Linked DNA regions of Mus musculus: regions 1, 3 and 4 are each linked to region 2. A link is a loop called in an ENCODE intact Hi-C map of the cell type or tissue named here. Cell type or tissue: left cerebral cortex. All regions are shown on one strand. Links, peaks and the distances in the headings refer to the core of each region. The heading gives the core; the rest is flanking DNA.

The links. Hi-C counts contacts between places; a loop is a spot of excess contacts. Peaks named below come from ENCODE experiments on the same cell type or tissue, not always from the same donor. Only the 100,000 strongest peaks of a DNase experiment are listed, where the experiment ranks them.
Region 1: it touches region 2 in a loop (5-fold over the local background); 6 of 42 quality-filtered maps call a loop at or near these places.
Region 3: it touches region 2 in a loop (4-fold over the local background); 2 of 42 quality-filtered maps call a loop at or near these places.
Region 4: it touches region 2 in a loop (4-fold over the local background); 5 of 42 quality-filtered maps call a loop at or near these places.

What each region holds. Positions count from the first base shown.
Region 1 is chr8:106,262,051-106,267,823 of GRCm38, reverse strand. It overlaps Smpd3 (sphingomyelin phosphodiesterase 3, neutral), which reads left to right. Exons shown (of 9, transcript NM_021491.4): 3 at 1,700-3,221. The coding sequence starts at 1,905. Among named protein-coding and RNA genes, the nearest start is that of 4930506A18Rik, 17 kb to the left of the region's middle. In left cerebral cortex, for the core only: a CTCF peak has its summit at 2,926 (motif pointing right); DNase peaks (open chromatin) are centred at 2,481 and 3,717.
Region 2 is chr8:106,332,380-106,338,152 of GRCm38, reverse strand. Smpd3 (sphingomyelin phosphodiesterase 3, neutral) reads left to right here and starts at 188. Exons shown (of 9, transcript NM_021491.4): 1 at 188-341. It overlaps 4930506A18Rik (RIKEN cDNA 4930506A18 gene), which reads right to left. Exons shown (of 3, transcript NR_126091.1): 2 at 3,806-3,924; 3 at 2,399-3,081. In left cerebral cortex, for the core only: CTCF peaks have their summits at 2,750 (motif pointing left) and 3,986 (motif pointing right); DNase peaks (open chromatin) are centred at 1,896 and 2,802; H3K4me3 peaks cover 685 bases; H3K27ac peaks cover 439 bases.
Region 3 is chr8:106,207,678-106,213,450 of GRCm38, reverse strand. It overlaps Slc7a6os (solute carrier family 7, member 6 opposite strand), which reads left to right and starts at 2,518. Exons shown (of 5, transcript NM_001007567.2): 1 at 2,518-2,732; 2 at 2,820-3,086. The coding sequence starts at 2,538. Prmt7 (protein arginine N-methyltransferase 7) reads right to left here and starts at 2,397. Exons shown (of 18, transcript NM_145404.1): 1 at 2,369-2,397; 2 at 880-1,075. The coding sequence starts at 974. In left cerebral cortex, for the core only: a CTCF peak has its summit at 2,602; DNase peaks (open chromatin) are centred at 2,485, 3,008 and 3,291; H3K4me3 peaks cover 2,467 bases; H3K27ac peaks cover 1,430 bases.
Region 4 is chr8:106,268,288-106,274,060 of GRCm38, reverse strand. All of the region lies in intron 2 of Smpd3 (sphingomyelin phosphodiesterase 3, neutral), which reads left to right. Among named protein-coding and RNA genes, the nearest start is that of 4930506A18Rik, 11 kb to the left of the region's middle. In left cerebral cortex, for the core only: no CTCF peak of the experiment used is centred there; DNase peaks (open chromatin) are centred at 2,468, 3,045 and 3,772; H3K27ac peaks cover 2,323 bases.

The DNA.
Region 1 (5,773 bases), core at 1,342-3,841, 70 kb after region 2:
GGGACCCTTGTGTAGCCCCTTCCCTCTCGGAGCCCCTCATCTGCTGGGTAGGTAGGCACATCCCAAAGCACATGAGACACAGCGGCAGGGCGCTGTTCTGTGGCACAAGCGCCCACCGCGAACCTGCCTGAGCCACCCGGGCAAGGAGGTGATGAAGTCTCCCCTAGAAAGCTCATGTCTAAGCTGAGCTGTGGAGATGCTGAGGAAGAAGCAAGGCTGTGGGAGATCCTCAGAGTGAGGTCCTTGTACCACTGTCAGAGTGAGTAGGAGGAGAACATAGCCAGGTGATTGACAGGCTGCAGAGACGGAGGGCCAGCTGAGGAGGTAGGTGGCCCTCCAGTCACTGTGTGGAGAAGGTTGATGAATTGCAACAGTGTCCTCAGCTCATCCTGAGATGTTTTCCAGGGACAGATGAGACATGAGTATAAAGGCTATCTAGGTTTCTAGCTCCAGTGACAGAGGTCTTGGGAGGGAGGAGAGAATGCAGGACCAGGATGCATGATGAGAGTCTGGGTCCAGACCTGCTGAGGTGTCAGGGGCAGAAGTGGTATGGAACATAATGAATTCACCTGGCTGGCCTCAGAACCAAAATGCAGATCAAGCATCCAGGATGTTCACCTCAAGAGCATCGTGGGTCCTTGGAGGCCGGATAAACACAAGGCACAGTCAATATACCTGTCAGCCTATATTATAGGTGTTATACAGAGCTGCTCTCAAAACTGCTGTGACTCAGTACAGCCTGGGGTAGGGACCAAGGATGAATGTATTTAGGTGTCTGCTGGCTTTGCCTGAAGGGGCATCTTGGACCACAAGCTGGAGAGTTCATAAAACTTTGGCCCAAGCCAGGCGTGGTGGCGCACACCTTTAATCCCAGCACTTGGGAGGCAGAGGCAGGCGGATTTCTGATTTCGAGGCCAGCCTGGTCTCCAAAGTGAGTTCTAGGACAGCCAGGGCTATACAGAGAAACCCTGTCTTGAAAAACAAACAAAAGAAAACAAAACAAATCAAAACCAAAAACCCACTTTGGCCCACACAACCCCAAGAACCTTCTCCAAGTGTCTAGGGGATACCAGCGTCCCTATAACTGGATAAATGTTCAGCAGGTCAAATAATCTGTAGCTGGGTCCCCACTGGGGTTCTCCAGGGCACTGTGGCCGAGAGCACAGAGCTTCGTCTGTTGCTCAGGAAGCCACACCATGGCCAGAGCAGGCTGCACGCGGATGAGGCTTCCTTGTTGTTCTGCCCAGCCTGCCACAGTGCCCTCTGCCCTCTAACTCTTGCCCCCCTTTGTCTTTCCTGGTCTAGTTGGCACTAGATAAAAGGTGAACAATCATGTTTGCAGCTCCTCTAACTAAGGCCACTGCCTGCCCACTTTAAACACATCCCTGGCTCCCAAAGGGTTTCCACTTGCTTCTAGCCAGTGTCAGTCCAGGCACACCCTCAGATCCTAACGCACCCCTTTGCACCCCGTAAGGATGTGCCCTTCTGAAAAATGGGCCATTTTTTAAGTTACAGAACCAAGACAGCCAGTTAGGGACAGTCAAATATTAATCGTTTATTCCAAGAAAACAAAACTATATAGGCAGATGGAGTGTGCTGGGGCATTCTTCTGGCCCCAATACACTCCATGTGGAGCTGATCCCCTGGGTTTTGGAACAGCCTAATTCAGTAAAGGACTCCTTCACTCTCTCTTCTACAGGTTTTCAGCAGACTCCGGTGTCCCAGCATGGCCCCTTGAAGCGAACCATGACTGTCTGTGGGACACTCGCCACTGATCATCCAGAGTCACATCTCACCAGGAGGTGACCTCTCCTCCATCCTCCACCTGCCCCCTGCCTGGGACAGTGCTGCGGCTGCCACGGACACCATGTAGTAGAGCCGGCTGCGGCGCCCAGTGAGCTGCAATGGTTTTGTACACGACCCCCTTTCCTAATAGCTGTCTGTCTGCCCTCCACGCCGTGTCCTGGGCCCTCATCTTCCCATGTTACTGGCTGGTGGACCGGCTGTTGGCCTCTTTCATACCCACCACCTATGAGAAGCGCCAGAGGGCAGATGACCCCTGCTGCCTGCAGCTGTTCTGCACGGTCCTCTTCACGCCAGTCTACCTGGCTCTGCTTGTGGCTGCACTGCCCTTTGCCTTTCTCGGGTTCATCTTCTGGTCTCCACTGCAGTCTGCCCGCCGGCCCTACTCCTACTCCCGGCTAGAAGACAAGAACCCAGCTGGTGGGGCAGCCCTGCTTAGTGAATGGAAGGGCACGGGGGCAGGCAAAAGCTTTTGCTTCGCCACGGCCAATGTCTGCCTCCTCCCCGACTCACTCGCGAGGCTCAATAATGTGTTCAACACTCAAGCTCGGGCCAAAGAGATTGGGCAGAGAATCCGCAATGGGGCCGCCAGGCCTCAGATCAAGATCTACATCGATTCTCCCACCAACACCTCCATCAGTGCAGCCAGCTTCAGCAGCCTGGTGTCGCCACAGGGTGGTGATGGATCCAGAGCTGTTCCTGGGAGCATTAAGAGGACAGCCTCTGTGGAATACAAGGGGGATGGTGGGCGTCACCCCAGCGACGAGGCTGCCAACGGCCCAGCCTCTGGAGAACAGGCTGACGGAAGCCTTGAGGACAGCTGCATTGTGCGAATTGGTGGCGAGGAAGGAGGTCGGCCACAAGAAGCTGATGACCCTGCTGCCGGGAGCCAAGCCAGGAATGGGGCTGGTGGGACCCCAAAGGGCCAGACACCCAACCACAATCAGCGAGATGGGGATTCTGGGAGCCTGGGCAGCCCCTCAGCCTCCAGGGAGTCCTTGGTGAAGGCACGGGCTGGGCAAGACAGTGGTGGCAGCGGAGAGCCAGGGGCTAACAGCAAGCTGCTGTATAAGACCTCTGTGGTGAAGAAGGCAGCAGCCCGCAGGAGGCGCCACCCTGATGAAGCCTTTGACCACGAGGTCTCAGCCTTCTTCCCGGCCAATCTGGACTTCCTGTGCCTGCAGGAGGTGTTTGACAAGCGTGCGGCTGCTAAGTTGAAAGAGCAGCTACACGGCTACTTCGAGTACATCCTGTATGATGTTGGGGTCTACGGTTGTCATGGTTGCTGCAATTTCAAATGTCTCAACAGCGGTCTCTTCTTCGCCAGCCGCTACCCTGTCATGGACGTGGCCTATCACTGTTACCCCAATGGGTGCAGCTTCGATGCCCTGGCCTCTAAGGGAGCTCTGTTTCTCAAGGTAGGCAACCTCAGCTCCGCCTGAGGGCTACACACTACTGTCCCTTAGCCACACGAAAAAGCAGGCCACAGCTCCTGCCAACCCTTATTCCCTGGGAATCCTCACTCGCTTGATGGGATGAATTAGGGGCCAGACAAAGCCTTTCATGGAACTGAACTCAGGGCCCCCAGCCCTACCACACGGGCTCAGGCTCAGCGGTCTGGGCCAGTATCTCAGATCTGAGTCATTTCTACTCATCTGTAGAGTGGGAGCGACCTGTGCTGAGGCCCAGATAGGAGTAAGAGTTTCTTGTCCTGAATAATGGTGACCACGGTGGTGGTGGTGGTGGTGGTGGTAACTGTGGTGGAAGAGGAGACAAGCCAAAGGGCAGAGCCCAGAGCAGACCAGAGTGCAGGCCAGCATATGGGCTCTTAGATCTCCAGGCCAAAGACCACACCCACCCACTGAGGCTTCAATGGCCAGGACAGTCCCCACTTCTGGGTGTCAGCAGCTGCCATGCCAGGCTCTCTGCCCACCAGCCCCTGGCTTCACTTCATAGTCCCTAATTAAAGTGAACCGTAATTATTTCTGCTAATTCGGATGCAGTTGGAGGAGGTTTTAGACCATGGTAATTTGGTCATTACACATTATCTTCCACACAGCCTGAAATACTGTGTCGACTTTTTGTTCTCTATCTAAAAGCCACCGTTAAGTGAATCTAGAGCTTTCTGAAGCATCATTTGGCGGTCTGATGCAGATGGGGCTCTCTGCCCCAGGGGCAGCAGCTCTTCTGCTGGGGAGACTTGCCTGAGGGGCTGCTTGGTAGGGGACCCTGACTATGGCCCAGGACAGGTCTCTCTCATTCTCAGCTCCAGTCTGTGCAGGAAAATGCTGGATCAGTGGCTGATGGGATAAGTGTTCACTGGCTCTACTGAGCCTGCTAGAACGAAGGCACACACTCAGATGTCTCACCCTGGGCTGCCCGAGGCCTCTTGCATGACTGTACCAGAGTTAGGGTTCCCAGCTCGCCAGCCACAGAGATGCAGGTTGTCTGACACACAGTTCAGCCTTCCTGTTCTGACATAGGGTTCATTTGTGTTGTATTTGAAGATGTGTTTCTGTCTTGGTACCCAGCATGGCCTTCTGGGAAGGGAGGGGATATGTCATCAAGTTCAGAGTGGAAAGATATGTCCTCTCACCCCTGGCGATACAGATGGTTGTGAGCCTGGCAATGTCCAGAGACTACTGCATTGCAGAACAATCCACATGGCCCCTCCTCTCCTTCCTCCTCCATCCGGTACCCTCAAACAGTTTAACTTCTTGGGCTGGCTTCTCCTCTGTGGCTCTGTCATTATTCTTTTTTTCTCTCTTTACCTCGTGGGTTTCAAATTAGTTGGCAGATATGTTGATCCATGCCATTCCGAACCTTTTTAAAGCTGGCTAGTATGGTTTTCATATCAAACTTGATTTGCAACATCTTTTAACACCATGATGGGGCTAACACGTTTTTGAATAGCTGAAGGTTGGGATAAGCATGCAACCAGCTCTCTTTACTTCTCAGGGTCCCTTATTATCAACCCTGCCCCCCCCACCCCCCCAAGGGAATGTGGCGCTACAGACTCCGTTTCTGGATGATTCTTGACATCTTACTCCCGAGGCAAGCTCAGTATCTGCCCTGCTGTCCTCACCCTGGCTCTTCTACACTGAAGCCTGAAGAAGTCATTCTGGCTGCGTGCACCTTGTGCCTGCCCGGCCATCCCAGATTTTTCATTTTACTTTCCAATGCCTCTGCTTCCCACTTGCCCGTCTTAGCCCTGTACTCCTCTGCACTTGCCCACTGTGAACGTGGCTGACCTCTTCCAGTGAGGCCTCCTCCTAAGTCTGACTCCTCTTACCCCCTTCAGTTTCTTCCATTTCCCACAGCCCATGCTCCACCCTTCCTGGGTCACCCAGAGGGGCCCCCACATCCCCTGCTCTGCCGCTCTTAGTCTTGTCAAGCACAAGCCAGTCCTCACTTTGTGGGAGGTGCTTGACTCTGTGCTCGGGTATGTTTCAGGCACTTGTCTGGCTAGATGCTGCCTTTGGGAGTAGAGCTGGGCCCTGCTGGGTGAGACTGTTCTTCCACAGAAGAGGGTCAGGCCCATCTGGAGAGGAGCCAGGGACTCTGGGAGGATGCAGCCAGCAGTTCGTCCCTTCCTCTACCACGGCCCTCACTGGGTCACATTCTCCCAGTTTATTTCACCGAGCCCTTGAAAACCTGGACATCCCCATGAAGGAAGGGCTGGCTTCCCTTTGGCCTCCACTCTGCACAGCTAATTCTGAGCACCTTTTTAATCAACGTTCTGTGCCGTCAGAACTAAAGGGCAGAGCCTCTCGGTGTGACTTTGTGTTTTTGTAAGAGAAACACACACATGACTGTACAGGTCCTGGGGACACTATGTTTGGAATCCCTGAGTCCCAGCAAATAATAAACTGGATACTACAGAGATCACACACCTGTTACGAGGGAGGCAGGTACGAGGGAGGCAGGATATGTGAGAGGCAGCTATGGCCTTGCTGCCATGGCGTCTTCA
Region 2 (5,773 bases), core at 1,721-4,220:
CTAAGAGACTACATGTTCCAGCAGGCAGAGCAAACACTTGGGCGGTCTCTGGGGGCGAGGTCCCAACGGAGGGACCGGAACCTCCCAATAGGCAACCTCCTGGGCGGATCCTGCGTCTCCATTGGCCAGAGCAGCTCGCGGGAGGCGGGGTCAGCGGAATGAGGCGCGGAGCTGTTCGCCGCTCCAGGTGCTGAGTCCGAGGGAGGCTCCGGATGCCAGAGCCGCGGTCGCTGTAACCATCGCCGCCGCGAGAGCCGTCTCTAGGAAGCCCCGGTCGCGAGGAGCTGGGAGGCGCCGCGTGCGCTGCCCCGCACCGAGCGCCCTCCTGTGCGCCACCTGAGGTGGGTGCTAAGGACTTGCTTTTGTTTTATTGAGGAGAGGGGGGCCTGGGGAGTTGATGGGACGTGTCCTCGCCGCACTTAACACCATCTGTCCGTGGAGCTGGAGGGACTGACTGCGGGCCTCTTCGTGGCCCAGGGCCTGAGGTCGGAGCAACCTCGGCTGGGTTTTGTCGTATGGTGAAAGAGCTTCTTGAGTGTAAGGGATGAAGGGCTGGAAGACCCTCTCTGGTCTCTCGTAGGAGAGCGTGAAAAAGGCTTGGAGTCTCCCTTTTCCTGCGCCTAAAGTCAAGGCTGCTTGGGTTGTTGAGGATGGAGGGACTGTTCTGGGATGAGAGGTTTGGAGATAGAGGGACCCTTCCTTACAACACCCCAGCTCGAGGCTGCAAACAGGCTGCAAACAGGGATTGGGATGTGACTGATGAGACACCTCCCCTCCTCTTAGACTCTCCTAGGTTTCGAGTTGTTAGGGAGACCCTTCCCTTTGCCCTCCTTTACATCCAGGCTCTCCCCTTATGACTTGCTCACAGTTGGGTTCTTTGTGGGATATTTGTTTTTGGGAATGGAGAAAGTGAAGGGCTGCAGGACTCCTCCCCACCCTGCTCCAAGCACTGATGGATGCTTGGGTCTTCTGTGATGGAGCCGCACCTAAGGTCTGAATAGCCTGGGTGTGGGAGGTGGGTAGAAGTGAGAGTCTGAGGTACCCCTCCCTACCTGGATCTTATTTCCCAGGCCCTCTCCACCTAGATCCAGGTCCCAGGCAGTAGAGAGTGGAGATCATCTCTCTTGCTCCGCCACACCCCGGGAATTAGAGCTCCAGCACCACGGCTAAGAGTCTAGATGGGCACCTGAGGGAAAGGACCCAGTGGTCTCCCTCTCCAGCAACCCGCAGCTCCTCCGCGTTCGCGGATCCTGGAGGGATGCTCCGCTGCATGCCGAGCGCGCTCCAGATCTGGACGCCGAGATCTGGTACCCTGCGAGCAGGGGTTGCTCTCAGGTGCCCGGCTTTCGCGCTCTGCCCAGGCATCCACGGGAGGACAAAGCGGCGGTGGCGGCACTGGCAGGCGTGCAGGGCTGGACTGCGCGAGGGGCGCGGCTGAGGAAGGGGGGCTTCGGGCGCGGCACGGGTAGCTTCCACGGAAACGTGCTAGGAGAAGAGAGAGCGAGAGAGACAAAGCGCGCTCGCTCCTCGCGGGCCCGCGCGAGCCGGGATGGAAAATCCCGAGGGAGGAGGTGGCTGTGCTGTGCTGGGTCCTGTGCCATACACTCTTCTCTGTCCCCACCTTCCAACCCCACTGCCAGTCCTGCCCCAAGAATGCGATGGGATTGATGGTTACTAGAGGCAGGACTTGTGACCACGAGGACAGGGATGACCAGGGACTCTACCTTGCAGTTGAGGGGATCTGAAGAAGCATGCTGACTAAACCCATTCAACCTCATGCCCTATCAGCTATATTAGGACAAATTTGGTTTTGTGGCTAGATGTGATTTTTATTGATAGTGGTGTGTGGGGCAGAGCGTGAGTGAAAATGTGACTGGATGAATGTGTCTGTCCATGCTCCAGTATTCACGCGTGTGCCTTGCTGTGGTGAGGCTATGCATATGGCTGGGGGAGGGGTGGGAAGAAGGAGGAGGAAGAGGAACCAAGCTTAGATGTAGAAGGTAGCAAGACAGTTATCCTTTTAACTCTCAAGTCACAGTTGCTGACCTAAGGTTCAACTTCAGGATGAAGGCAGCTTTAAACTGCCTCGGGTCCAACCTGAAGGACTGGCTATATTCCAGTCAGTGAAACTTCACAAGAATGTGACACCCTCTTTAGCCCTTTGGGCACCCAAATCTGACCCTGAAATCTTTATCAGTCCTCATTCCCTGGAGCACCTTATCATGCTGTAGGGGGCTGCCCTAATGACCAAAACCTACCTTATCACAACCACTGGCTGCCAAGGAAGATTTGGGAAGTCTGTCAATAGAGGCTGGAAGGGGTATATGAGCAGAGCTGGTAGAGCTACAGGGATATTACCAGTAATTGGTCACAAATGGAGACTCAGAAACACCAGGTACAAGCCAGTAATGGTGGCCACAAGCCTATAATCCCGCACTTGAAAGGTTGAGGCAGGAGGATTGCCACGAGTTAGAGGTCAGCCTGAACTATATAATGAGACTCTGTCTTAATATTCCTAGAAGATGAATGCAGCCCTCTCAGCCTTATTAGTCCCAGCCACTGACCTAAGTTTCCCTACCACCATCGCTTTTACCACAAAGTTTTTTCAGGTCGCTTCAAGATTATCTCCTTCACATAAATTAAGGGGATAGATTATGGACTGTGAAAGAACCAGGCAGTGGAAACTCCAGTCAGCCAAGCCTACCTGATCCTTTTCCCTAAAGTGTCCACTGCCAGCATCCACAGTGACCTCTGCTGGAAGGAAGTCAAGCCAAAGCACAAATTGACAACCACTACTCCCCTGTAGGCTCGGAGCTGCTGTGGACATTGTTGAACCACACACCTTTCTGTTGGGGCGAATTTCCTGTCTACCTTTGGAGTAGGTGTCCTTGTTTTGTGTTTGGTTGCTTGTCTCATAGTGCTGAGGATGGAAAACAGGACTGGGATGCCTATTAAGGAAGCACTTTCCCACTGAGACACCTTCCTTCTGCAAGATGCCGCTCTTGTCTAGGCTTCTTTCAAACGGCACCGAGAAGTAAAACTGCTGCTGTCTTCAGTCGCATGGAAAAGTGGGTCTGAAGCCTACAGTTGAGAAAGGGCAGCAAAAACATTTATTAGGACATTGTCTCCAGTTGTGACCAATTACTCCTAATAGCCCTATAACTCTACCAGCTCTGCCTCTGATGATCAAGTTCAGGGAAGTTCTGTTACCTTTCTAGGCTCTCTCCCTTACCTTTCTTCACTCTTCCCTTCCTCTCACATTCCACTTTTCATCTCTGCCTCTTCCTCGTTATTAAAGCAGTCAGCAACATTTTCAGAACCAAGCCTCATCTTCCTCCCTGACATTGTGGCTTAGAACCTTCAGACATCTGGAATTACTAAACAAAAAGGTCCCTGAGGCCTGGCTCTTCCTAAGGACTGGAGTTGGGGAGATGGAAGAGACATGCTCAGTCCTAAGTGCCCACCTGGAGACATGTGTCTCTTCTGGAGTCGCTCTGAAAGGATCTCACACTGTCACAAAATTGTGAGAGCTCCTCAGAGGGAAGGAGGTATTTAAATACCTGGCATTGTTCTTACTTTGGCATCCATGTGATTTGCATCGAACTATGTGACTCAGTATCATAAAGTAAAAATAGGACTTAATTTCTTCCTCGCCTGTTCAGAAGGTGACTGCATATAGTGTGTTATGTTCTGCATCGGCGAGTGAAAAGCTAAATCACCTCATAAATTGAACCACCTGATTATCCCTATCAGAGAAGAGTGTTTAGCATCACCCAAGGCGATAACATTATTTTATCTTTCTTACCTGAATCTCTGTCTTGTGAAACATTTCCTCATGGTTACACGTTATTGCTTTTACTTAAGGTTAATCAAGAATGTTTAATCCAGTTGGGTAATGGTGACCCATGCCTTTAATTCCAGCACCTGGGAAGAAGAGGCAGGTGGATCTCTGTTTTGTTTTGTTTTTTAAGATTTATTTATTTATTATATGTAAATACACTGTAGCTGACTTCAGACACACCAGAAGAGGGCATCAGATCTCATTACGGATGGTTGTGAGCCACCATGTGGTTGCTGGGATTTGAACTCAGAACCTTTGGAAGAGCAGTCAGTGCTCTTACCCACTGAGCCATCTCACCAGCCCAGATCTGTTTTTTGAGGCCAACTTGGTCTACAGAGTGAATTCCAGACAGCCAGAGCTACACAACACAACAAAACAAACAAGAATACCCTTGTACAAGAAATTAAGTATCTGCAGATAACAGAAACATGTGAGTGGTGTTTTGTTCTTTGGGGGTTCAAGAAAATTCTTGAAACTCATAGGAAAGAAGTAAAGAACTCTAAGTTTGAAAATCTTGTGGGTAGAGTTACGGCTTGCTGAGAAGAGGCTCCTTAAAAATATGCAGGAGGTCGGGTAGGCTATGTTGAAGGACTGAGCATGAATGACAGTGTCAGTGTGCTCTCGCGTGGCGGCATTCATGGTGGGAGCATCTCTGCTTTAACACAGCCTTTCCTGGAAAACAGTGTGCCAGGTTGGGGTATCTCCTTCTCCAACTAGCAGCTCATGAGTAGCAGATTGGCTGAGCAGGGAAGGCTTGGATCTATCCAAGGTTCTGGAATACAGGCCTCTGCCTGCCAGCTGCAAAGAGGAAGGACTAGAACAGAGCGGAGGGCTGCAGCATCTTAGGGGATTTCCCTAATGTTGATCACAGAAGAGAATGGGAGAAAACAGAGATGTAAACGTTTTTGCTGCGTCGTTTTTTGAATAAGCCCATCAGCAATCCCTATTTAAAGAATTACAAGCTAATAATAAATTTTCTAAATCAGGCTGTTTGCATGCAAGAGTGCATTTAATCCTGACAGTCCTCTGAGGTAGGTGCTGGTGTTATTCCCACTTTCAAGATGAACGAAGCTTTAACAGCAAAGGGGCTTACCCGAGGTCATACAGAAAAGGCAGAGTTTAGGTTCTATTGGTTCTATTGAACTCCCAATCTATCCTTTTTCCTACTGCAGAAGCAAAAATTGAAGTATTAGACTGTCCTATGGAAAGATATCTCTAAATGTAGAGGAATGAAGTTAGGGATCTAACTAGCATTCAAACACAAGCCACAGAGTGCTTTCCAGTTCAGCAAGTATGTGGCCAATCGTTGTCTTATTCTGGTAAGGTTTGTTGCTTGAACCTGGTTACCAAAGAAGACAGGGTAATAACACAAGGTTTTCTTTCTAGGATGGAAAATTTTCACAGGAATTTAAGTCTGGTTAGCAATAAAGTGGATTTTTTTTTAAGAAAGAAAGGAGGGAAAAGGAGCATATTTGCTGGTTTTTTTTAAACACCAAGTGCATTCAGAGCTGAGGGATATTGTTAGGAGACTCCTTTCATCTATTCCCGTTCTCGGATTTTCACATCAAAGTTCTTAACACCTACATAAAACTTCTCACTGTTGTGGACCTCGCTCAGCCAGTCGTGGGGAAACACCATGTTCCTGTTCTCACACCATCACAGCCCATGCTCTGCCTTCATATGTGGCTGCAGGACTCCTGGAGATGGGCAGTTTGGAATGGTGAACTTCCTGCCACATGCTCTGGTTTTCTTAGGGTGACAGTCTCAACTGCCCCCATCTTTCTACACTCATAGGGCCTTGTGCCCAGGAACTCTCCATTTGGTAGCTATAGCATTAGATGTTTAAAGTGGGTAAAAAGGAATAGACTTGTCCTTTCTCTTCTCCCTAGGCTTTGAATTGCATATCACTCAGAAATAGCAGGCGTATTCTCT
Region 3 (5,773 bases), core at 1,450-3,949, 120 kb after region 2:
ACTCTGTAGACCAGCCTGGCCCTGAACTCAGAAATCCTCCTGCCTCTGCCTTCCAACTGCTGGAATTAAAGGCATGTGTCACCATTGCCTGGCAAAATAGTTTCTTTTTAATCATACGTGTATGAGAATGCCCAGAGTGCGGATGGAGCGAGTTGCGCTGCCCACTGTGTAAATGTGTAGAACCATCCATCTCTCCAGTCCACTCCCCAAAGGAGCTCCCCCACGTCACACCTGCCCACTGCTGTTGCTGATGGGCATCAGCATTCAGGGCTTCTGAGCAGCCCGACCCTTTCCTGCGTTCCTCCCTTCCCTGAGCTTCTCTTTTCTTTCCATCCTAACTTTCCTGTTGGCTCTCCTCAGTCTCCTCGGCTGATCCTCTTACGCTCCATCTCCATCTCCATCTCCTCTCTCACTGGGATGCAGCAACTTCTCTCAACCTCACCTTTACCGAGCTCCGCCCGCAAACTCTGTGTCTCCACAACTCGTGCTTCTGTCGACCTCTAGCATCACAGGAAGTGTCCAAACCTTAACACCTCCTCCTCTCGGGTGGGCATCCCATCCACCCGGTCATCTCGCCGGGAGGAATCTTGGTGCTTCTTGAACTTTCCCCTCTTGCTGCATTCAGTGGGTTACCAAACTCCTTCCTGCTCCTCCAAGCTGCTCTGCCTCTCTCACCTCCACTGCTTGCTTCTACGTTAGGACAGAGGACTCCCTGTCCTCTCTCCAACCCACTTCCCACACTGCTCTCAGCAGGTGCTCTCTTCTCCTAACAGAGACCTCAACTGCTCAGAAAAACAATCTCCACAATCTTCTTCAAACCTAAATTGACATGGAGGAGCCCTGCACCCCTGCAGCCAGCTGAGCAGCAGCCCTGGGTACCTGGCAATCTCCTGGTGGTAATCATAGTGTTCATCCTCCTCCAGCCACTCCAGGGATCCCGTGGTAGGATTGGCACGGCCACAGAAGACCTTCATGGTGCCAACTGGCTCCTCAGTGTTTGCACAGAAACGTGAGGCTTGTTAATTTACTTCTTAGGAAGATATCTTGATATCAGAAACCTAATCAATTATAATGCCTAGGATGGAGAGAAAGGACAAGAAAACAAAGAGAAAAAAAAAATAAAGAAACAGACAAAAATGTCAAAGTTACTTACAATTCTTTATTAATGATAACATCGACCTTCAATCTCAGGTCTGGAAGGCAGAGACAGGCAGATCTCTGTGTAAGTTCAAAGTCAACATGGTCTTCATAGTAAGTTCTAGGCCAGCAAGAACTACATAGTGACAGCCCATCTCAAAAGAAAATTAACCAGTATTTTGATATTTCTGACAAGAGTAATTTTCATTTTTTATATAGGATATACCATCAAAAACTATAATAAAAGCCAGTTGTGGTAGCTCATGTCTAAAATCTCAGCACGTAGGAAACTGAGGCAGAAGGATCTAAAGTTTGATGCCATCCTGGGCAATGCTGTGAGACCTTGTCATAAAACAAGAACAAAACAGAACAACGTGTCGTTGCATGTCTTTGATTCTAGCACTAGAAAAGCAGAGGCAGGACCATCTCTATGAGTTCCATGCCTGTCAGGGCTGCACAATGAGATTCCTGTCTGAAGAAAAATTTGGGGGTGAGGGGGGGCCTACAGTAAATATATAGGGCTGTTTGGAAGTTTCGCCACTTTTCAGAAATTCCTACATAATTAAAAAGGCCCCACAAGTCCATCGGGGTCCAGCCTTCAAGTGAAGGCAAGTGAGAAGGCAGGGTAAGCCGAGCAATGAGCTAACATTATACAGTAAAAGCGCAGAAGTGGTTATTCCGCAACAGATTAAGGACACTTGCTTATCTGTGATGTCGCTAGGGTTTCACTAAGAACACACTTAAAAATGCACTGAGGGCCACTCCAGTGTTTTAATCAAAAGCATGTCCACCTCGGGCACACAAACGTCTGGCGCTTCTCCGGGTGAGTGTCGTGAACTGAATGGTTCCCAAACTGCTCAGAATACGAACTGAGAAAGCCATCCCGAAGCAAAACCGCCCGAACGGTCCCGGGACCGAACCGTTCCCGGCTGGGTTAGGGGCGCTGCATACAACTGAGGTCCCGCCCGGTGTGAGTGACTGGGGCGAGGCTTCTGACACAAGTCCTGCGCCCGGCGACAGTCTGAGAAAGGACAGTCACCCACGCGGACCGCTGCGGCAGACCTGCTCAGGGTGCTTGAACCACTCCACGTGGACTCTGGAGCAGCCCGGAAGATAAGTACACCGGAAACCCAAATATCCCCAACGCCAGAGCCCTAAAAATGAGGCCGGAAGACCGACTGCACCCAGGCCCAGCCACGGCCCAACCTCCCCAGCAAGCCCAACAGCTCACCCGCTGTGGGAAGCGATCCACTCGCCGCCACTCCCGCGGCCATTTTGCCTCTCCCACTGTGGGTGGGGCGTCGAGGCGTAGCGTGACGTTCCGTGAGGCCCCGCCCGCTGAACTGGATGGACATCCCGTCGCGCCCCGCGCCTTCCCACAGTACTCCGCGATCGCCGCTATGGAGGCCGGCAGGACTGCGGTGTTGCGCGTGAAGCGGAAGCGCAACGCGGAGCCCGCCGAGGCGCTCGTGCTGGCCTGTAAACGCCCCCGGAGCAGCGAGGTCGAGTCGGCGGCTCGGGAGACGCCAGAGGGCCAGGAGGCGGCGGCGGCGGAGAGAAATGTCTTCCAGTTGGTTGCCACCGTGCGATCCCAGGTATGAGAAGGGTGAATGGACTCTTTGTGGGAGCGATCTTTGAACGCTGCCCGTGTCGCAGTCATCTCTTTTCCCGACGCCCCTCAGGAGGAGCCAATCCAGCAGCTTGTGCGGGCTGCCTTGCGCCCGTCCCGGAGCAGCCAGCTGCGTATCCGCCGCGATCTTCGTGCCTCGGTGCGCGAGGTCCGTAAAGAGGGCCGCTACAGGGTGGTCTCCAGCCACCGATCCTCGGGAACCTCGAACAGTTTGGAGCCTCAGTGTGGGTCAGAAGCTGTCGGGGATGCGGGCTTCCAGTTGTTGGACCTGGTCCACGAGGAGGAAAACCCAGAGGCTGCTGCCACCGACTGCCGCAAAGTGAGTACTGTATATGTCTGCTCTGCTCCCAAAGGCAGTAATGAAGAGCATACACACTGTAAGCTTAAGAATGGATGATCCATCTCTAAGAGTTGACCTCATTTTACCTGATTTCTGTTGTTGTTTTTGTTCTGTTGAGATAGTTTTGCTGTGTAGCTCTGGTTGACATAGTACGGGCTATGGAGCCCAAGCAGACCTCTGACACACAGCAGTTCTGCCTCCGTCGCTCCAGTGCTGGGATTATAAGTAAGCATGTGCAACCCACGCCCCTTAGGATTGGTTTTCTTTCTTTCTCTTTTGCTTGTGTCGTAATACACACCTTCCCTCCCAGCATTTGGGAGGCAGTACCATGTGGATCTCTGAGTTCCAGCCCAAAAAGGACTACATAGTGAGACCTTGTCTCCAAAAAAAAAAAAAACAAAAAGCAAAAAACAAAAACTTTGTGTGTGATTGATCAGGCCTTTAATACTCAAGAGGCATGGATCAATAGATCTCTTCTTTCAAGGCCAGGCAGAGCTACACAGTGAGAACGTGTATCAAAATAAATAAACAGAATTGATGTAGGCCTTTTGAAAGTGGATTTGGCTATTTAAAAGATATACAGTATTTAGAGATGATGTTAAACTGTCATTGCTACGAAAAATGAGGTAAATATGGAAGGAGTTTTAGCTCACAATTTTGGAGGTTTTGGTGCAGTGTATGGTCAGACTACTAACAATTTGCCTCCAACCTCCCTGAAGACGGGGCTCTAGCATTTATATATACCCTCTGAGAAGTTCCCAGAATTCCAAATGTCACAGAAACTATCTACAGCTGACAAAAACCACTTCTGCTAGGGCATGAGGCAAATCATAGTCAGCTGCTTTAGACAGCTCAAAGCAGCCCCACATCCCCACACCTGGGATTAAAACAAAAAAAAAAATAAACTGTTTCTGTGTTCTTTAAAGAAACCAAAATTCCAGACTTGTCACTACAAAGGGAACTTGCGGCAAGTGTTCTTCCTCTGAGCTAGATTCCTAATGTGGTATTTTCCTTTTCTTAATCTTCACAAATACTATGAATTAGATACTTTTATCGCCATTTTGTTTTTTTTTTCAGAAAGTTTTTATTAGCAAGCATTGGCTATTCAAAGTAATAGTTTTTATTAGATTTTGTATGTCTATACTCACTCCTGTTGAACCTTTAAAAAAAAAAGCCTTATTTATTTTATGTATGTAAGTACACTGTAGCTGTACAGATGGAGCTCACTCTGTAGACCAGGCTGGCCTCAAAGTCAGAAATCCGCCTGCCTCTGCCTCCTGAGTGCTGGGATTAAAGGCGGCTGTCTCTACCTTTTCTAATGGGAAAACCAGAGCCTTCATGTGGTTGTTGGGAATTGAATTTTAGGACTTCTGATCACTCAACCCTGCTCACTCCATTCAGCCCACTTGCTTCGGTCAGCCCAGCTCCGGCCCAAAGATTTATTTATTATTATACATAAGTACACTGTAGCTGTCTTCAGATGGGCCAGAAGAGGGCATCAGATCTCATTACAGGTAATTGTGAGCCACCATGTGGTTGCTGGGATTTGAACTTAGGACCTTCAAGAAGAGCAGTCAGTGCTCTTACCCACTGAGCCATTTCGCTTGCCCCCCTGTTGAAACTTTCTTAATGAACCCTGATTCTTTTTCTTTTATTGCTATGCTCTTTGAGTGTGTGTGTTCCCATTAATTTACTTGAGGTTGCTTATAGAAGTATGGGTGAGGAGGCTTTAGCTGTGTTACCTGGCATTTATTTCTATGCCTGTATTTGGTTTTTTTTTTTTGTTGTTGTTATGCCTGATTTTTTTTTTTTCTTGAGACTATGTAGACCAGGCTGGCGTTGAACTCAACAGAGATCTGCCTGCTGCCTAAAGTACTGAGATTAAAAGCTTGCACCAGGGGGGCTGGTGAGATGGCTCAGCAGGTAAGAGCACCCGATTGTTCTTCCAAAGGTCCTGAGTTCAAATCCCAGCAACCACATGGTGGCTCACAACCATCCGTAATGAGATCTGACTCCCTCTTCTGGTGTGTCTGAAGACAGCTACAGTGTACTTACATATAATAAATAAATAAATCTTAAAAAAAAAAAAAAAAAAAAAAAGCTTGCACCAGGCCGGGCGGTGGTGGCGCACGCCTTTAATCCCAGCACTTGGGAGGCAGAGGCAGGCAGATTTCTGAGTTCGAGGCCAGCCTGGTCTACAGAGTGAGTTCCAGGACAGCCAGGGCTACACAGAGAAACCCTGTCTCGAAAAAAACAAACAAACAAAATAAAACCCAAAGAGTAATAGCTCTGAACCTTCCTAATGCTGTGACCCTTAAACACAGTTCCTCTTATGGTGATGCTCAGCCATGAATTATTTTGCTACTTCATAACTGGAATTTTGCTACTGTTATGAATAATAATGTAAATATCTGATATGCAGGATAATGATATGCAACACCCCTCCCCCCAAAGGGGTTACAACCAATGGGGTTGAGAACAGCTAGTGTAGAGATAAAACAGCTGTGAAAGAAAGAAGGCAAGGTAAAGCTGTGGGCTCTGCATTCCATAGGTTACAGGCAACTAAGCTTTACATTATTGTGTGGAAACAGATCTAGGATGGCGGGTACCAAGCATGAATTTTGTTTTTCTAGGAAAGATAATTTGAACCTGTAGTCAGTGGACTA
Region 4 (5,773 bases), core at 2,100-4,599, 64 kb after region 2:
GTCCTGGCTGGCCTCGAACTCAGAAATCTGCCTGCCCCTGCTTCCCAAGTACTGGGATTAAAGGCGTGTGCCACCACCGCCCAGCCCTGTGCATCCTCTCTTAAGGGGAGGGAATATGGTCGGTTCTCTTGGAGTCAAGGGCTTCTATACTGGTATATGCAGAAGTCTCTTTGTATAACAGTGGCCAGCGGTCAGAAGTCTTTGAAAGGGTCCGAGACAAAAATCCTTTGACCCTCAGCAGAGAGTGACACCTAGGCTCAGCTGCCCAGGGCTGTACTGTAGGAAGATTGCTGTGTGCTGTCTAACTGATTTAATTTGCTTGCTGGTTAATCGCTGCATACCTTCTCTGGGACACAGTTTGTTAAATGTTTTTTGGCACAGAAAAATCTGGGCTGGATATGGAATGATTCTTCAGGAGGATGTCAGCAAGTCTCCTCCTCCTCCAGAAAACATGTTGCTGTTTCTTCAGAGGCAAAGAATAGTCTTTGGCTTATTTAGCTCTCAAACCATTGGTGACAGCCTTTGTGTCAGAGATCAGGAACTCTGCTGAGAGCAAGGCCTCAGCGACAGGTTCTGAGAGATTTGGGGCTACTCTTGTCACTGTGCCTGAAGAGAGACTCCTGGTACAGGTAGGGCATGTTGGTATGTCCTTGGCAGTTGCTCAGCTAGGTAGCTCCTCTCACACACTGGGTTCCCCAGATCTCACTGAAGACAATACCATGGCCTGCTAGGGAGTTCCAAGAGCCTCTACTGGGACTGTTCTTAAGTCTGGATTCAGACCCATGCTCCAGCATGCAGCAGCTCAGAACTCTAGAGGACATAGGCTCAGGCCTAGCTACATGCTCAGCTATTTACTCCTGAATCAGGTCTGCTCCAATTCTGCCCATTGAGGCCTAGTGGGGGAAGGCCTGTGAGCTGGGTGGTCTCAGAGCCCATCCTCATCACAGAGAAAGCCTTCACCCCAAGTCTCCTCTGCTATCCTGGTCTCAGCCTTCACAAGGGTACAGGACTGGTACAAGTCCCATGGCTTCTGCTTCAGTCAACTTTCTGCAGTGGGTCTGGTGTAGGAAGGTTCTTACCCCTTATCTCAGGATCCTTGGGATGAGTGGAGGCTCAGGCAAAGACCTAGGATCCAGCTCCATCCCAGCTTCCCCAGCAGTGTCCTCTGTAGTCATCAGTGGAAAATTCAGGGATGGTAAGCAGTGAAGACTGAGTGGCCAGGCTGGCTGAGCACCCTGCACCCTCCACAGAGCTAGCCTGAGATTTGCTTTCCAAGCACACACTAGTTGGCATCATCTGGCCTCTCTGAATTCTGCCATGGAAATGTCCAGGCTGGCTGGTGGAAAGAACACCTCAGAGCCGCTCCCATCCCACTCCTGTGCTCAGAAGCCACATCGTGAATTAACAGCTCCCATGGAAAGTTTCTTTTTTAAAAATTTATGGACCCTTGGCCTGCACTTGGCTTCTACAGAAGCCAATGGCTCTGGCTTATACAAGCAGCTCAGAAGAGACAGCTCTAGTACAGTTCTGACAGAAGGCAAGCCTGCCCATCTCCCACAGTGTCATTTAAGAGAGCAGGTATCCCTCTGTAAGGCCAGTCCTCACCATGAGATAACTTTGAAGCTTCTGGGTGTATCTTGAGCCTTTCTTCTTTTCTTTTCTTCTTGTTTTGTTTTGTGCTCAGAACTAAACTCGGGGCTTTAAAGATGCTAAGCAGGCACTGCAGCCCAGCTCTCTAAGGCGAGGGAAACAAAGCTTTGGTAGCGCTAGTGATAGCACAGAAGCAAGGCAGGCTCTGCACTAAGTGCTGAAAGTGCTTGCCATCGCCAACGAGCCCAGTGGTTCTCAAGTCAAGATCCCTTGGTGTTGGGGGCATGGGGGGAGTGTCAAATGTCCCTTTCACGGGGTCACATAGCAGACATCCTACATATCAAGATTACATTATGACTCATAACAGCAAAATTAGAGTTCTGAAGTAGCAATGAAAATAAGTTATGGCTAGGGGTTGCCACAATATGAGGAACTGTATTAGAGAGTCACGATGTTAGAGAGGTTGGAGAACTGCTGAACTAGCCCAAGGAATTTTCATCCCCATATACCAAAGGAAACTAAGACCCAGGGCACCCCTCAATCACCTTGTCTGACATCCACCATAGTTTCAGAGCTTGTGACCACAAGCTCTGTCTGCCCAGAATGTTAGCTGGCTGCAAGAGATGCCTTGAGGCACGCAGACCTGCAGGGCCCCTTGACTCAAGAGGACAGCTCTACTCTGCCCCATGCACAGCTAGGGGCAGCAGGGGAATTATGCACATCTGAGAAAAACTCAGCTTTAGGAAGATCACATACCTGGTGTACATAGATAAAACAAAGCATCTTTAGTGAGTGACAGAAACAGTCAAAGCGACGGGAGGAAAGTCAGGGGGATTTGCTGACTAGTGAGTTATTATTAGAAAGTCTGCAGGCTGTGTGGCTTCAGGCGGAGAGATTAGAGCTCAAGTGTGTTACGAAGACCTGGCCTCTCCATTCTAGCCTTAAGGCCTGTTTTCCTCTGGGCTGGATTCATTCTCAGAGAAGGCTCTAGAAGCTGCAGGCTTTCAGGGTGGTCATCCATCTCAGAGAAAATGTAGACTTATTTCCTAAGGGGTCTGTTAGGAGTTCCAGAGAACACTTGGAATTGTCAGGGATGTCAGGGGACTATGGTGCCTCTTGGTGTGGCTTGCTATTATATCCCCTTGGAGTACATAAGGGGCAGGGTGGTGTGTCTGCCCCTGCCAGAGAGGTGAAGGCAGGAGGATGGAGGCAGAGCTGGTGCTTTAGATTAAGAAGTGTGATAGGAATTACCTGCATCCGAGGGAGCCACTGCTGCAGCCTGTGTGTTTATGCTAGACCCCAAACATCAGTTCTATTTGGGTTATAGCATTTCCAACCCCTCCCCCAACTCAGAAAAGCATCTGTCTCTCATCAGTCTTTCTGTCCTCCTAGCAATGAGCTGACTCCAAGTTTCAGCAGCTCAGAGCTCACGTTGCCATGCCAACTTCTCCACGGCAGCATCTAGGCAGAATGGGCTGGCCTGATCTCACAGCCGCTGGTGAATGCAGGCACATTCGGGTAATTGGATTGAAGCGAACCTGGGGCTTGGTCCAGCTCCTGTTTAGACTCAAAGACTTGTAGGATGTTTTGCTCCAAGACCCTAAGCTTATAGTGAGAAAGAGAGGGCTCAGCAGGCCTGAGGTCAGAAGACACAGTAGTAAAAGAGGAATAAACCCCAGGCAATGCCAAATGGAGCAGTTACAGCCCTCCAAAGTTCAAAGACGCCCCAAGAGATGGCATCGCTTCCACACAGGGTCAGGACTTGCTTTGCCCAGAACTGACCTGGCTTTCACACCTTCCCACTGCAAGAGAAATGCAGATTAACAGTCAGCATCCACACGGGCCCCTTGACGCTCCGGTATAAGGTGTGTTCTGTGCATCAGCGTGCCGACCAGGTCCACTCTGCACAGTTGGCAGTTGTGTGGCCTGGTTATCTGATACTCACTGGGAACATTCCTGCCTCCCACAGTGTGCCCGGGCAGGGCTCTTTCTTAGGATTCCCTTCGCTGGTGAGGGGAGATCAGCTTCTGGGCCCACATGGAACTATTTCGGGTAGACCCTGGTTTAACTCCAGCATCTGAGCAGCCATGGTGCCCTTCCGGGAACACGCTCTAGTCACACAGGTTGCTAGCTAGGAATTAAGCGTCTTCAGTGCTGACAGGTTCATCTGTAGGAGTGGCTGAACTTACTTGCCTTCGATGCCCCGGGCTACCCAGAAATGCTTGGGACTACGGTCTTCAGATCCTGCAGAGGATCCGCCCTCCCTTCCCTCTCCCATGTGGACTGAGGGTTTTCTGGGCTCTCAGCCATTCCTAGACCAAGTTCTTCCTCTTCTTGCATCTGTCTGTGACCCACAAGCTCTCTGCCCCCTCTGTCTTCACTGCCAAAGAGAGGACAAGTTAGTGAAGACTTTGGCTTTGGCCCAGACAGTGGGAGTGGCACCTGTGAAGACCCCAAGGCACTCTGATTCAGTCAGGGTCCCTGCAAGTCCTGTGGGTGGGCTCAGGTCATCCCCTTAACAATGTAGAAGATACAAACTGGGGAGAGGAGGTGAGGCACACTGGGTGGCTTCAGGAAATGGAGGGAAGGAAGCAGGAATTGCCAGGCCATCAGCCAGGTCTCTCTAGTCCTCATGGTAGCCCTAGAGGTAGGCACTGCTACCTCATTTAATGGTCAGTGCCATGGTGTGACTTAGGTTAGCCTGACTCCTGGGCTGTGTGCAAGACTAAGAAACTCAGGGGAAAGGAGGAAGCCTGGTCTCTACATCTAGGCCAGAGAAGCTGGCTCCCAGGGGTGCTGCCTTGGGGCACCATAACCCCAGTCATAACCCCACAGCTCGTAATGAAGAGGTTGGGGATCCTGCTAGAAGCCCTGAGGGCTGAAAGCCTGAGAGTATTCAGCTCAGCTATATGGTATGGAGGGAAAGAGACGTGGCTTCTAGTAACCCTGGAAACAACCTATTAGGATTTCCAAAGGGAACCAACCTAAGGGTGACTTCCCTCCTTAGCCTAAACCCTGAATGATCCACCTAATCTAAGAGTTTGAGGTGCAGAAGCTCAGCATACATGGCCTTGGAGGAGCCTGCTGCCCCCTCAAGGATGTCCATGACAGGCCTTCCTTACAGAGCTACCAGATCAAGGACATGGACTAGAGAAGAGGGACTGATGGGGACAATGGAGCCCTGTGTCCAAAGCCAGAACCTGTGCCTGTCACAGACACATGCCTGACCCCACCTAGACAGTACACACAGAAAAAGGGAGATAAGCAGGGTGTGGCTGAGCACCTGCCTGGACTGTGCCAGCCTGGGACAGCCACGTCCTTCCACAGCCACTCCTTTGAACACTTGAAACCCCTGGGAAGTTGCCAGCCTCTCGTGTTTAACAGCAGTGCTCTTCTTTCATGAGGAAAGTGTAGATCAGTCTAATTAATGTGTGCTGTTTGTTTACCCTCCTTTCATTTCCCTGAGACAGAATAATTATCTAGAGCTTTAGAAACAGCCTCGTCCATGGCAGTCCCTTCTGTGTCTGTTGTAGCACAGCTTCCGGGTGTAGACAGCGGAACCAGTGCAGGGCAGAACAGGTGGCAGCACCCAGAAGGGTCCTCCTCCCTTCAGGGCACTGCAGAAGAGGCCCAGGGTAGCTGGATCTGGGGTGGCAGCATGGAGGACCAAGGGACTCAAGGCTGTCTCATTTTAGAGCATCACTGTGGTATTGCTACTCCCATGAGCTCCTGGAACTGCCACACCAGCTCCTCCCCTTCACCAACCCTGCAAATGGAGACCAAAAACATGTCCGTGCCCAGCCGGGACTGGCAGAAATCAGTCTATCACTACAGACGAGAGGATTTTGCCTAAGGGTTTCTGGGCTTGAAACAAGAGTGGAGGGAGCAAGGGGCAGCTGAAAATGGATTCTCTCACCTTGTACCCTAAAGCTCTGTCTCAGGAGATAGTTGATCCCAACCCAGTATTAGGGTTGAGCCACACAGTGGGTCAGAATGGGTCATTTTTCTCAGGAAGCTTTGATGAAACAGAGCCTGACTCACAGGGGTGCTTTAGCGACCTCGTGAACACTGCAGAGGCTCTTGGGGGTGCTAACAGACCTCCTCTCTGATCCTCTGTCCATATGTCATCTGTGCGGCCCACGTTACTGCCCACAGGTCAAACCTGACCCTCACTATGGGGAGA